Linked DNA regions of Homo sapiens: region 1 is linked to region 2. The links are chromatin contacts, found by Hi-C or POLR2A ChIA-PET in ENCODE. All regions are on one chromosome and are shown on one strand. The core of a region is the stretch at or near the end of the contact, and the rest is flanking DNA. Distances in the headings are between cores, read along the strand shown.

Evidence for each region. A loop is a pair of places that touch in the nucleus more often than their neighbours do. ChIA-PET counts read pairs that join two places held with the same protein, here RNA polymerase II (POLR2A). Pooled maps may share reads with other maps.
Region 1: a map of CD8-positive, alpha-beta T cell shows a loop between it and region 2 (5-fold over the local background). The contact joins the enhancer-like site here to the promoter of DTNBP1 in region 2. A Hi-C loop is called at or near these places in 1 of 168 maps with a recorded cell type or tissue (CD8-positive, alpha-beta T cell) and 6 of 50 pooled maps. POLR2A ChIA-PET finds 5 or more read pairs at or near these places in 1 of 52 experiments (PC-9).

The regions. Positions count from the first base shown.
Region 1 is chr6:16,316,672-16,322,295 of GRCh38, reverse strand. All of the region lies in intron 7 of ATXN1 (ataxin 1), which reads left to right. Among named protein-coding and RNA genes, the nearest start is that of GMPR, 81 kb to the right of the region's middle. RefSeq lists enhancers at 1,093-1,926, 1,839-1,958. Within about 2 kb of position 2,160, at least 32 of the 41 ENCODE cell types and tissues checked have a DNase peak (open chromatin) inside an H3K27ac peak, as active enhancers do; they include CD8-positive, alpha-beta T cell, where a contact is called at or near this core.
Region 2 is chr6:15,658,482-15,664,277 of GRCh38, reverse strand. DTNBP1 (dystrobrevin binding protein 1) reads left to right here and starts at 1,250. Exons shown (of 10, transcript NM_032122.5): 1 at 1,250-1,464. The coding sequence starts at 1,409. RefSeq lists a silencer at 1,254-1,763 and an enhancer at 1,994-2,043.

The DNA of each region.
Region 1 (5,624 bases), core at 911-3,410, 660 kb before region 2:
TCTCCTCTCTAAACCAGGCAAATGAGTTTTGTTTTTCTGTGGGTTTTTGTGTTCGTTTGTTTGCTTGTTTTGAGACAGGGTCTTGCCCTGTCACCCAGGCTGAAGTGCAGTGATGGGATCATTGGCTCACTGCAGCCTCAACCTCCTGGACTCAATTGATCCTCCCACCTCAGCCTCCCCAGTAGCTGGGACTATGGGTGTGTACCACTACACCCAGCTAATTTTCTGTGTTTTTTTGTAGAGACAGGGTTTTGCTATCTTGCCCGTGCTGGTCTGGAACTCCTGGGCTCAAGCGATCCACCCACCTCGGTCTCCCAAAATGCTGGGATTATAGGCGTGAGCCACGGCGCCCGGCCACGTATGATTCTTCATAGGAGATAATCTCTTGAGAGGGTTCCGTTTTTTAATGCTTCACTTTTATACTTTCCAGAACAGCACAGCCCTTGTAAAAATTTATTAGCGTCGGTTAACAAAAAACCAAGAAGAGCATTAAGATGAACATGTACTGACCTCATGCTAAGCGGCACACAGACCTCATGGGAACTAAAGCCATGGCATATAAAACTGAGGGGTGTTTAGTTTGGGGATGATTTTTAAGGGGCTGAATTCCTCATTAAGACTGTGGAAAGATGCCCCCAGCATTGTCCCAGCTGACGCTCCAGACGAGGCAATGTAGGAGAAAAATGCTTTTCCGTGTTTGTCACTATCCCTGTGGCATTGCCCTGCCCAGTACAGCTTTTCTCCACTCGAGCAAAGCGTCTATGCATCCCCCAGGCCCCCACCTAGGTGCTGTGGGAGGAAAGGGGAATGCCAGGTGTTGTCCATTGTTACTGCGTGCACCAAAGGAAGCCTCCTTCCTCTTCAGTGGAGGGTGATAGCACGTTCCCCACCCTGGAAGAGAGTTGCTGCTTTGCCATGCCTTGATTCTGGTTGAGAGTCCCAAAGGATGACAGAATCACTTCCCTTGGGCCTCACTGCCAAATATAATCCACTTAATATCCTCCAAGTTTGAGGCCATAAGTCTGTGGCGCATCCAGATGCGACCCCCGAGGCGATAGCATCAACGTGGGAGCCAATGCAACTCAAAAGAAGGATGGGGCTTCGCACCTCCTCCTTGGGTAGGAAGTAGGTTAGCTGCTTGGAAAATGCAGGAACTGGCACTGAAGAGATCTGAGTCTGAACATATCCCTCACCCGTCAGTAGCACTGGGACCTTGTGCAATGTTAGTTTTCCCTTCCCTGCTTCAACTTAGATGGCTCGGGCCCTGAGAAAGTGATTCACAGCTGAAAAATAAATCAAAGGCCTCGTGTTCTAAAAAGAGTTTATGGAAGGAGAGGCAGCTGATGAAAGTCTAGAAAGAAGGCTGAACTTTTCCAATGAGCACAATAAGCCATTTTTACCCTGCCTGTAATCCTCGGGGTGGAATCCCGCGAGTGGCCGAGGCGAGCACCCTTCCCGCCGTTCCTGTTTCTAAGGCTAAATGATGTCATGCCAGCCTGCGTGAGCATATCAATCTGTATTTCTGAGTATGAACTGGATTTGAGGGGTGCATTGGTGCTCCAGCCCTCCAGATCAGTAAGACAACCAATGCAGAAACAAGGGCTCCCAGGCTCCTCTTCTGCAAGAGGCTGTTAGTGACGTGCCCGCTGGGACAGCCCTGCCCAGGATGGCCCCAGCTGGGGAGCCTTTGGCTTCCATCTGGCGGCGTTCTATATTATCCCATCCTTCTGTCTCACCCTTCCTAGGTTCAGCTTCTCTGAAGAGTACACAGCATTTGCTCAGTGGAGTTGTAAAATGTATTGGTAAAGTGCTCTGGGTTGACACGTTCCTTTGCTTCTTTCCTAAATGCCAGGCTCTGTGTTATTAGGGCCGTCTGTCGCTTCCCAGCGCCTCCCGAGGTGACTGCTTCCCTGACTCGGTGGCTGCTTAATATTCAGTGCCATTTCCTCCTCCCGACTGTCCTGGCGTGGGTGTGAGTGTGCCTGTGTGTGTGCTCGTACAGCAGTTGTTATCATGATGTACTTACTGGCTGTCTACCGATGGCTTTCCTTTCATTCTACTATTTTTTGGTTGACTTCTGTGAGCTGTGAGTCATCGGTGGTAACATTATGCATTGAATGGATTAGCTGGTACCTAAAAATAGCCGAGGCCCTCATGCAGGCGGCACATGAGCCTGTAGAGTCAGTCCCTTTGCAGCCAAGGCAGACCCACTTGCCAACATTGAACATGCCGAGCTTGGTGGCGATGAATCCTAATGTATCAAAAAATAGATAGTTGGTGACTGCCCTGTGTGCAGAGCCCAGCCCTGGATTTGTGCCGCAGTTGTTGGTAATACACACTTCCTGTCTGTTCTGGTGCTGGAAAGGCTCCAACAGAGAAACTATGTCAAACCACATTTTTGTTTGTGGGTCTTTGTACCTCTCTAAAAAAAAAAAAAAAGGAGAAAAATGCTCTCCTTTAAACTGTATGTGCTATATGTGCCCCCAACTGGGTCATCTTATATGTTTTGATTCTCTCAGACTGTTGTTGTTTATAGCATTTAGAAAAAAATTAAAGACTATTGTTTAAAGCAGTTTTAGGTGTACAGCAAGTAGAGAGAGGTCTCACACACCTAACAGTTTTCCCTGTTATTAAAATCTTGCATTGGTGTGATAGATTGGTTACAACTGATGAGCCAGTACCGATACCTTATTTTTAACTAAAGTCCATAGTTTATACTACAGTTCACTCTGTGTTGTACATGCTGTTTTTGATGAATTTATGATGTCATGTATCCAGCATTACATTATTATACAGAACAGCTGTACCACCCTAAAAATCCCTTATGCATCAACTATTTGTCCCCCACACCCCACCTGAAACTCCTGGCACCCACTGATCATTTTACTCTCTCCATAGTTTTGCCTGTTCCAGAATGCCATGCAGTTGGAATCATCCGGTATGTCGCCTTTTCACATTGGCGTCTCTCACTTAGCGATATGCATTTCAGGTTCTTCCATGTCTTCTTGTTGCTCTGATAGCTCATTTCTTTTTAGCACTGAATATTATGTTGTTCTTTAAGGCACATTTTTTTTTTTTGAGATAGGGTCTTGCTCTGTTGCCCAGGCTGGAGTGCAGTGACACCATAATAGCTCACTGCAGCTTTGACCTCCTAGGCTCAAGCAATCCTCCCACTTCAGCCTCCCTAGGAACAGGGACCACAAGTACACACCACCACGCCCAGCTAATTTTTCTATTTTTTTGTAGAGACGGGGTCTTGCCATGTTGCCCAGGCTGCTCTTGAACTCCTGAGCTCATGTGATCCTCCCGCCTCAGGCCCCCAAAGTGCTGGGATTACAGGGATGAGCCACCCTTCCCTGCCTAAGGCACACATTTTAAGGCCCCAGAAAAGGAAGGCAAGTGAGCTAGAACCTGTGTGCCTAAGGGCTTCCGTGTCACAGCTGCTGTGGTCACTCACTGGGCAGTGTCCTTCCTGGCCATCCCTGAGCCTCCCCACAGGGCCTTCCCACAAGGGAGCTCTGTGAGCCACGCTACCATGTGTAAGAAAAACCCAGCTTTTAATGTGGGATTTGTGTTAGGAGGCGTCCCGGTGCTAGGGTGTGGGTTTACTGAACAACCCTGAAACACTTCCACCAAGGACTGAGTCAGGCTTTGCGTGAACATGATTCAGTGTTTTAAATAGAACACTCACAGAGATTCTTACACTCAGCCAAAGCGTTTTGACTGTTTTTATTAATGATTTTTAAACATTGCAGTAAATGGGTCTCTCGCTTACCCCCTTCATCTTTGAGACGGGGTTTTCTGATTTTTTTCATGCTGAGAACGTAACCATGCAGACTTAGCCTTCCAGGAAAGCAGACCGGCCTTTCTCTACAGGTAAAACAAGACTGAGAATTTCACTTGCAGACAAAGTTAAGAATGCCCAATTTAATAATTTCGCCAAAAAACAAGACATACTTACTGAAACCTAGCTTATGAGAGAATTCATTGCTCCCAGCAACAGGCGAAATTTGTATGTCTGGGATAGTGTCATGAAAAAATGTTTTGTAAAACAGATGCCCTTCGCAATTTGTGAAAACAGGGACTCTTGTGAAGGAAATGGGAGACATATTTAAACAACAGACGTTTTGTTTTCTTTCTATCTTGTTTTTGGTGATATGTACATATGTGTGTATATAGACATAGCACCAATCTAAGATTGAAATATACAATCAAACAGCATAAATATGCGTGTATGTGCATAGTGTTTAGATATAGTAGTTATTGACTAAGTGGTGAAAGGAATTTTATTGAATTTTCATACAGAGGAGCTAAAATTTTTCTTAAAAGCCAGTCATTAGTCAGATTAGGAAGGTGACATTTAAAAAATAATTATGAGCCCAGAAGTGAGTCGGTGTTGTCTCCCTGTCTAGGTTCGTCCATCCAAAATGGGAGTTGGAGGTGACAGTTCTAGAGGAGTCGATTTAGGGGGATGGATGGAGGAAGGGGTAGGCAGATCTCTTATAACCACACTGATGAGCACATGGGCTTGCTGGCAGCAGTGGGAGGAGGGAGGGAAAGAGTGGAGGAGGGTGGGAGGCGGTCCACCCCCAAAAGCAAGAGGTGCTGGCGACAGGGCATCCAGAGATGAAAGACAGAGGGCCCTCAAGCTTACAAAAGTATAAAGGCCATCCCTGGGCGCGGTGGCTCACACCTGTAATCCCAGCACTTTGGGAGGCCGAGGTGGGTGGATCATCTGAGGTCAAGAGTTCAAGACCAGCCTGACTAACATGGTGAAAACCCGTCTCTACTAAATACAAAAAAATTAGCCTGGTGTGGTGGCAGGCGCCTATAATCCCAGCTACTTGGGAGGCTGAGGCAGGAGAATTGCTTGAACCTGGGAGGCAGAGGTTACCGTGAATCAAGATGGCACCACTACACTCTAGCCTTGGCGACAGAGTGAGACTCTGTCTCAAAAAAAAAGAAAGAAAGAAAGAAAGAAAAGTTATAAAGGCTATTCTACTTACTGCTTAGGGTGTTTGAAACAGGATATATTTACTGGATGAAAAAATGGGCTATATTGAGCTGTCTGGCGTTATGTAACGTGCTTTGGTTATCTGTGGTACTGCTCCCATGAGTTTATTTTCATTGGGATTTAATCAGAAACCATTCTGGAAAATGTGTGGAACCCCAGCAAGATCATAAAATGACTTAATGATTACTAACACAGCTGCAAGAACGAGAGTGGAGAGAAAATAACTGAAGTGTGATTCAATAAAATCATGACGACCTCAGCATCTGACAAGGTGAGGTGGCTATGGCTCCGCTGAGAAAGCTGCCTGTTAGGCGGTAAAGCCACACCCTGGAGAAAGCACTGCTCCTCTCCCTGGGGGAGGTCACAGCCCACTTTAGTTCTGGCTGGTTAAAAAAAAAAAAAAAAAAAAAAAAAAAGACAGGCAGTCTCTCTATTGCCCCCTGTTGTCCACTTGTACCATTGCAATGTTTTTCCATACAGAAGGCAAACAGAACTATTCTTTCAGTTTTTTTTTTGTTTTGTTTTTGTTTTTTTTAAGACGGAGTCTTGCACTGTCACCTGGGCTGGGGTGCAATGGCGTGATCTTGGCTCACTGCAACCTCCGCCTCCC
Region 2 (5,796 bases), core at 1-2,500:
GGCTGCTGTGTCAAGGATGGATTATAGGGGTGTGTATGGCAAAAGAGTAGAATCTGGAAGAACTGTCTGTGTTCCCATTGAAAGAGGATGGTGCCTTCGACCAGGATAAATATAGTGAAGATATAGAAAGAGAAGGAGGTTCCAGAAATACTTCAGGAGTAGAGTTGATTGGATTTGATGGGTTAATATGGGGAATGAGGAAAAGAGGGGAACCAGAGGTGATTTCAAGTGTCTTACCTTGAGCAAATTGGTGGATGGTGGTGTCATTTACTGAAACGGAAAATACAGGATGAGCAGATTAAAGGTGAACATGCAATGAATGAAATTTTCAATTTTGTGTATGTTGGTCTGAGATGCCTTTTGGATACATGTTGTATACATGCTTACATGAGTAAGCAACTGGTATGAATTGACGGAGAGGGAGGAAGGACAGGGCAGAAGATAGAGCTGTGGGAGTCATCGGTTCCTTGACAGAATTTACAGCGTGGTAATGGATAGACTCTATGCTATCCATCTATGGAACAACACATCTGGAGAAGAGAGAAGAGCTGGGGAGGCTGGACTGTAGCCTTGGGAGTGGCTATTAAAATAGGAGAAGGGGTGGAGCGGAAGGGAGAGAGGAACTATGGAGTGCTTAGCAAGAGAAGAAAGTGTTTTAAGGATGGGGATGATAAACTGCATTGAAAGCCACTGAGAGGTGGAGAAAAAATCAGGGCAGAGAAGTAATAAAAGGCATCAGCAACATGGAAGTCACTGGTGACTCGCGAAAGGCGATCACCTTTGGTGTGTAGGGCACAAAAGCCTGGGGGGGTAAAGAGAGAGTGGAAAGTAAGAATGTCGAGACAGTCGACTATTATTGCCATTTTATGAATGAAGAAACCGAGGCTCAATATTTGACTGTCTCATTCAAGGTGAAAGCCAGTGGGGTCAGATCCTGGACCTAGAATCCATGCAATGATTTGTGCACATCGCCTATTGAAGAGAGAGATCCAATTCTCTTCCAAAACGTAAAAGCCAACACTTCCCTCAAAGGAGGCTTCGAGTTAAATCATCCTTTCACGATGCCGCTTCCATTTTAAAGAAAAAAAAAAAAAAACGAGAAGGCCTGGTGCGGGATAGGAATGAGCCGAGGAGCTACTGGCCCTCTCGGTCGGGGGAAGACCCGCCCCTTTTCCGCAGCCCGAGCCCGGCGCAGTCCACTGCGGCTGCGCGAGCCTGGCGCGCGCGGGGCGGGAACGCGGAAGGGGCTGGGGTTGCGGCGCGGCGGCGAGGACCAGACCGGGGGCGGGGCCGGTAGTGGGAGTGCGGGGCGCGCGGTGACAGCGCGGGGTTGGCGGCGTGGGACCCAGGGGGCGACAGAGGCAGCAGCAGCCCGAGGCCTGAGGAGAGGAGACCGGCGGCGGCGGCAATGCTGGAGACCCTTCGCGAGCGGCTGCTGAGCGTGCAGCAGGATTTCACCTCCGGGTGGGTATACGGTGGGCGACGAAAAGGGACCTGAGGGGGCCGGGCCGCCGCCTGGGATGCCCCTGCCTCGCTCCCTTCCCCGCGCCACGGTCCAGGGTCCGTCCTGTCCCGCACCTCCCCGCCCCGCCCCGCCGAGGAAAGTAACGAACTTCCCGGCGTCCTCGCGTCGGGCGGCGCAAAGTAACTTAGGTCCCTGCGGGCCGCCTGTGACGCGCACCCCCCAGGACCGGGAGGCGCTCGGCGGCGCAGCGGAGCGCCCGGGGGGGGTGTGGGACCCTGCGGTCCTTTCCCGGCAGCATCAGCTGGGCCCTGGAGGGAAGTCATGTGAGAAGCCAGCGCGCCTCACCGCTTCCGCCCCCGCGGCACAGTGGCCTGCGCCCCTCGGCCCAGCAGACACCTGCTCGTGCGCACCTGGAGCTGGGCCAGCCACCCTCCCCGAGTCGGATCGCACCGCGCAGCAGCCTGCACCCTCCGGCCACAGCCTTCCGCGCCGCGTCTCGGCTTTCACGCCCGGCTCGCCGGCCTAACCCTTGGCAAGGCTGGCCGCCCCTCCCCGTTGCGTCCTTTCTCTACCTTTGCCGTGAGCTCAGCGCCTCGGCGAAGGAACTCCTAAGCAGGAGAAGCGACAGAACTTTAGGAATGCTTTTAATACCCAGCGGTTCCCAAACTTTGCTTAGAATCACCTGGGAACCTTTCAGAGTTCTGATGCCCAGGTCTCACCCCCTACCTGTTGACCAGAGTGCCTGGAGACGGCGTTTTAAAGATCCCCAGGGGATTCCAGTGGGCACCAACGCCTGGGAACCACAGGCCGAGACTCTGGCGCCAGATTGCCTAGGCATCCTGGCTCGACCACTAAATCAAACGTAGTTACTCAGCTGCCTTGCCTCAATGTACTGTTTCCGCTACCGTAAAATGGGGATAATGATGGTACTTAAAAGGTTATTACAAGGATTAATGAATTAATGTGTAAAACACGAAGCAAGCATCATGTCAGTATTGTTACTTAGTGCTTAATTTTAATTTTTTCATTCCTTTAAAGTGAAAAAGATCTGTCTTTGAAAAGGATCTTTCAACTTTAGCTTACAAATCCTGTTGGAGGATGCACTGAATGTGAGAACATTTCCACTCATACTGTTTTAAATTTCTCCCCCCCACCCCCCTTTTTTTTGAGATGGAGTCTTGCTCTGTCACCCAGACTGGAGTGCAGTGGCGTGATCTCGGCTCACTGCAACCGCCGCCTCCCGGATTCAAGCGATTCTCCTGGCTCCACCTCCTGAGTAGCTGGGACTAGAGGCGCCCGGCTTATTTTTGTATTTTTTAGTAGAGACGGGTTTCACCATATTGGCCAGGCTGGTCTCGAACTCCTGACCTTGTGATCCTCCCGCCTTGGCCTCCCAAAGTGCTGGGATTACAGGCGTGTGCCACCGTTCCCGGCCCACCCTCCCCCCCTTTTTTTTAAAGTGACAAGTTCTCGCTCTGTTGCCCAGGCTGGAGCGCAGTGGCGCTATTATAGCTCGCTGCAGCCTCCAACTCCTGGGTACAAGAGATCCTCCCTCCTAGGCTTCCTGAAGTGGTGGGATTATGGGTATTAGTCACTGCGCCCAGCCTCGTTTTAAATTTCTAATGAGAAAGATGTTAGCCAAAATTTTATCTTAATGGACAAAAATGTTAATACTATTTGCACATTGGGCGTTGAATAACAAACTGTCAAACGCTTGAGCACTTACCATGCGTCAATCATTTTTGTTAGTTTGGTGTTTAGAAAGTTATGGACGCTCGGAGTCATTCACTGATGGGTGTGCTTGCGTGCTTGCATTTTGTTCTCCCTATTTAGTAAAAGTACCTTCTTTTCAGAGCGTAAATTATTGTATTGAAAACTTTTTGGTGTGATGCTGAAATGGCCCATTTGTAGCATGAGAGTGGCCATTATTCTCCTGTTAGTACTTCATGGAATTCCTTGATGGCACAAGAGCCCATCTTGTAGTTACTATAACTCTAGGTCACATGGTTGCCTCAGAAGCATTCATGCTCCTGACCTTTGTAAGAAGGCATTTTACCCCGGAATGTAGATTCTGGAGTGGGCTCTGGACTGCTGGGGCACAAACCATCCTGGGAGATCAGGGTAACCCTAAACGTTTAGAGTTAGTTAAGGAGAGACATGCCAAAGGGATCTAGTTAGAACCCCTTGGAAACTGACTTGACTTCTTAAAGATGCCGTAGTCTGGGGCCATTTTGGAGCTAGACATCCTGAGAGGGCTTCATTAGGTCTTTTGTTGGCTTTCTCCTGTACAGGTCACTTTCAGCTGACAAACCACTGGACTGTCAGTGTGTGCCATTAGCCTGTCACCTGGTGGAGAAACAACTCATCTCCAAGTGATGTCAGTCTCCCAGTAGACCCGGACCTCTAGTGCCTGATGTTCACTTTCTTCAGGTCCTCAATTTCCTACATTTAAGCTGTTCGGTTAAACTTTTCCATATTCAGCTTGAGATCAACCTCCTTTACATAACTGATTATTTTTGCCTTGAGGAGAAAAGATGACGCTAAACACAGCACACATGTGTTTATTATATGTTGGTAATGTGGAATTCAAAGATGAAAGAGACGTGAGCTGCATCACTAAAAAAGAAACATATTACATAAATGCAATGCTGATATCATAGATAATAAAATTAACACTAATTTTTTGATATTATCAATTATGCAGTCCATAATCAGATTTGTTTTGTGCTTAGAAATGACTTTTTACAGTTGGTTTGTTCAAATCCAGATCAGATAAGTTTCACACATTAAATCTGTTTAAAAACCAATTTTTAAAACAGACGACTGTTAAAGGGCCACATGGGGAAGCTTTATGGAATCTTCCAACAATTTTGTTGTCCCAGCTACTTGGGAGGCTGAGGCAGGAGGATCCCTTGAGCCCAGGAGTTCAAGACTGGGCAACACAAAGAAACCCCATCTTTTGGCTGGGTGCGGTGGCTCACACCTGTAATCCCAGCACTTTGGGAGCCCGAAGCAGGCGGATCATGAGGTCAGGAGTTCAAGACCAGCTTGGCCAACGTGGTGAAACCCCGTCTCCACTAAAAAATACAAAAATTAGCTGGCCATGGTGGCGTGCGTCTGTAATTCCAGCTACTTGGAAGGCTGAGGCAGAAGAATCTCTTGAATCCAGGAGGTGGAGGTTGCAGTGAGCCGAGATCACACCACTGCACTCCAGACTGGGTGACAGAGGGAGACTCCGTCTCAAAAAAAAAAAAAAAGAAAGAAACCCCATCTCTTAAAAAAGAAAGAAAAAATGAAAAAACATGGCCCTGGCCACCCAGAGCTATCACATTGGACCTGGCGTTTCTGTAGAACACTTGGTGGCAGAGCAATTGTGTGGAAGCCAGAGCAGCTGCCTTCTAAAATAATTGGAAACACCGGGTGTGCAGGCTGCCCCAGGGATGGAATGGAAGGCCTCAGGCATTTCTGGGCTCCTTCAGTGCAGCCAGTGCAGCTCCCGCTGTCGCCCAGAGCAGCATCCTCTCTTCGGAGCTTCTGTGATCATTTTCACTTTCTGAAAACTCATATGAAGGCCCTAACTCTAGATAAATTTACTTTTTTTCATTTTTAGTAAAATAGAACGATTCCTTATCAGTCTCAGAATGTCACTTTGGTGATGAAACCATGTCCAATAAGAATAAATTTCTACATTCCATTCAAACTTTGAAAAAGTGCAGCTTAAGACCATTGTTCTTTAAGGGCAGTGTAGAGATTACTGGTGGTTTGGGGGGAGCTCTAGGTTGTCCATGGACTTATGGCCTTTTTTGTAAATTTTTATGCGTAGTAACAATTATGTCAACCTTGAGAAAAACTAGTGATTACATCACATTCTTCCTGCCTTAATTGGGTGGTGGGCCAGCCTTAGGCCACAGACTGAAGAGGATTGGTTCTGAGCTTCACTCAAAGATCTTTTCCCCTCACCTAAAGTGAGTTGTAATTTGATTTAACTGAGTCAGAATTCTTGGAGCCTTTTGGAGAGTTCACATAAAATATCCATTTTTACAGAGATTGGCTTGAGCTCTGGGGAAGACTTTTGGACATACCAAAGTACATACTTCGAAGCCACTCTGGTCTTTGACTTTTACCTTTTGAGCTGTTACGACCAAAGGCCTCAGGATTGAGGTATTTAGGCATGCAAACCCTTCAGGGAACTGAAAATCAGATTTACTGACGGGTTTACAGCTGCCTGTCACAGGCTGGTGTTTCCTATTTGTGATGCACTGGGTTCCTGTGGTTGGGGATAAAAAAACCTGCTATTGTTGCAGCTAGAGGGTGTTTCCCCCTCAAAGCCC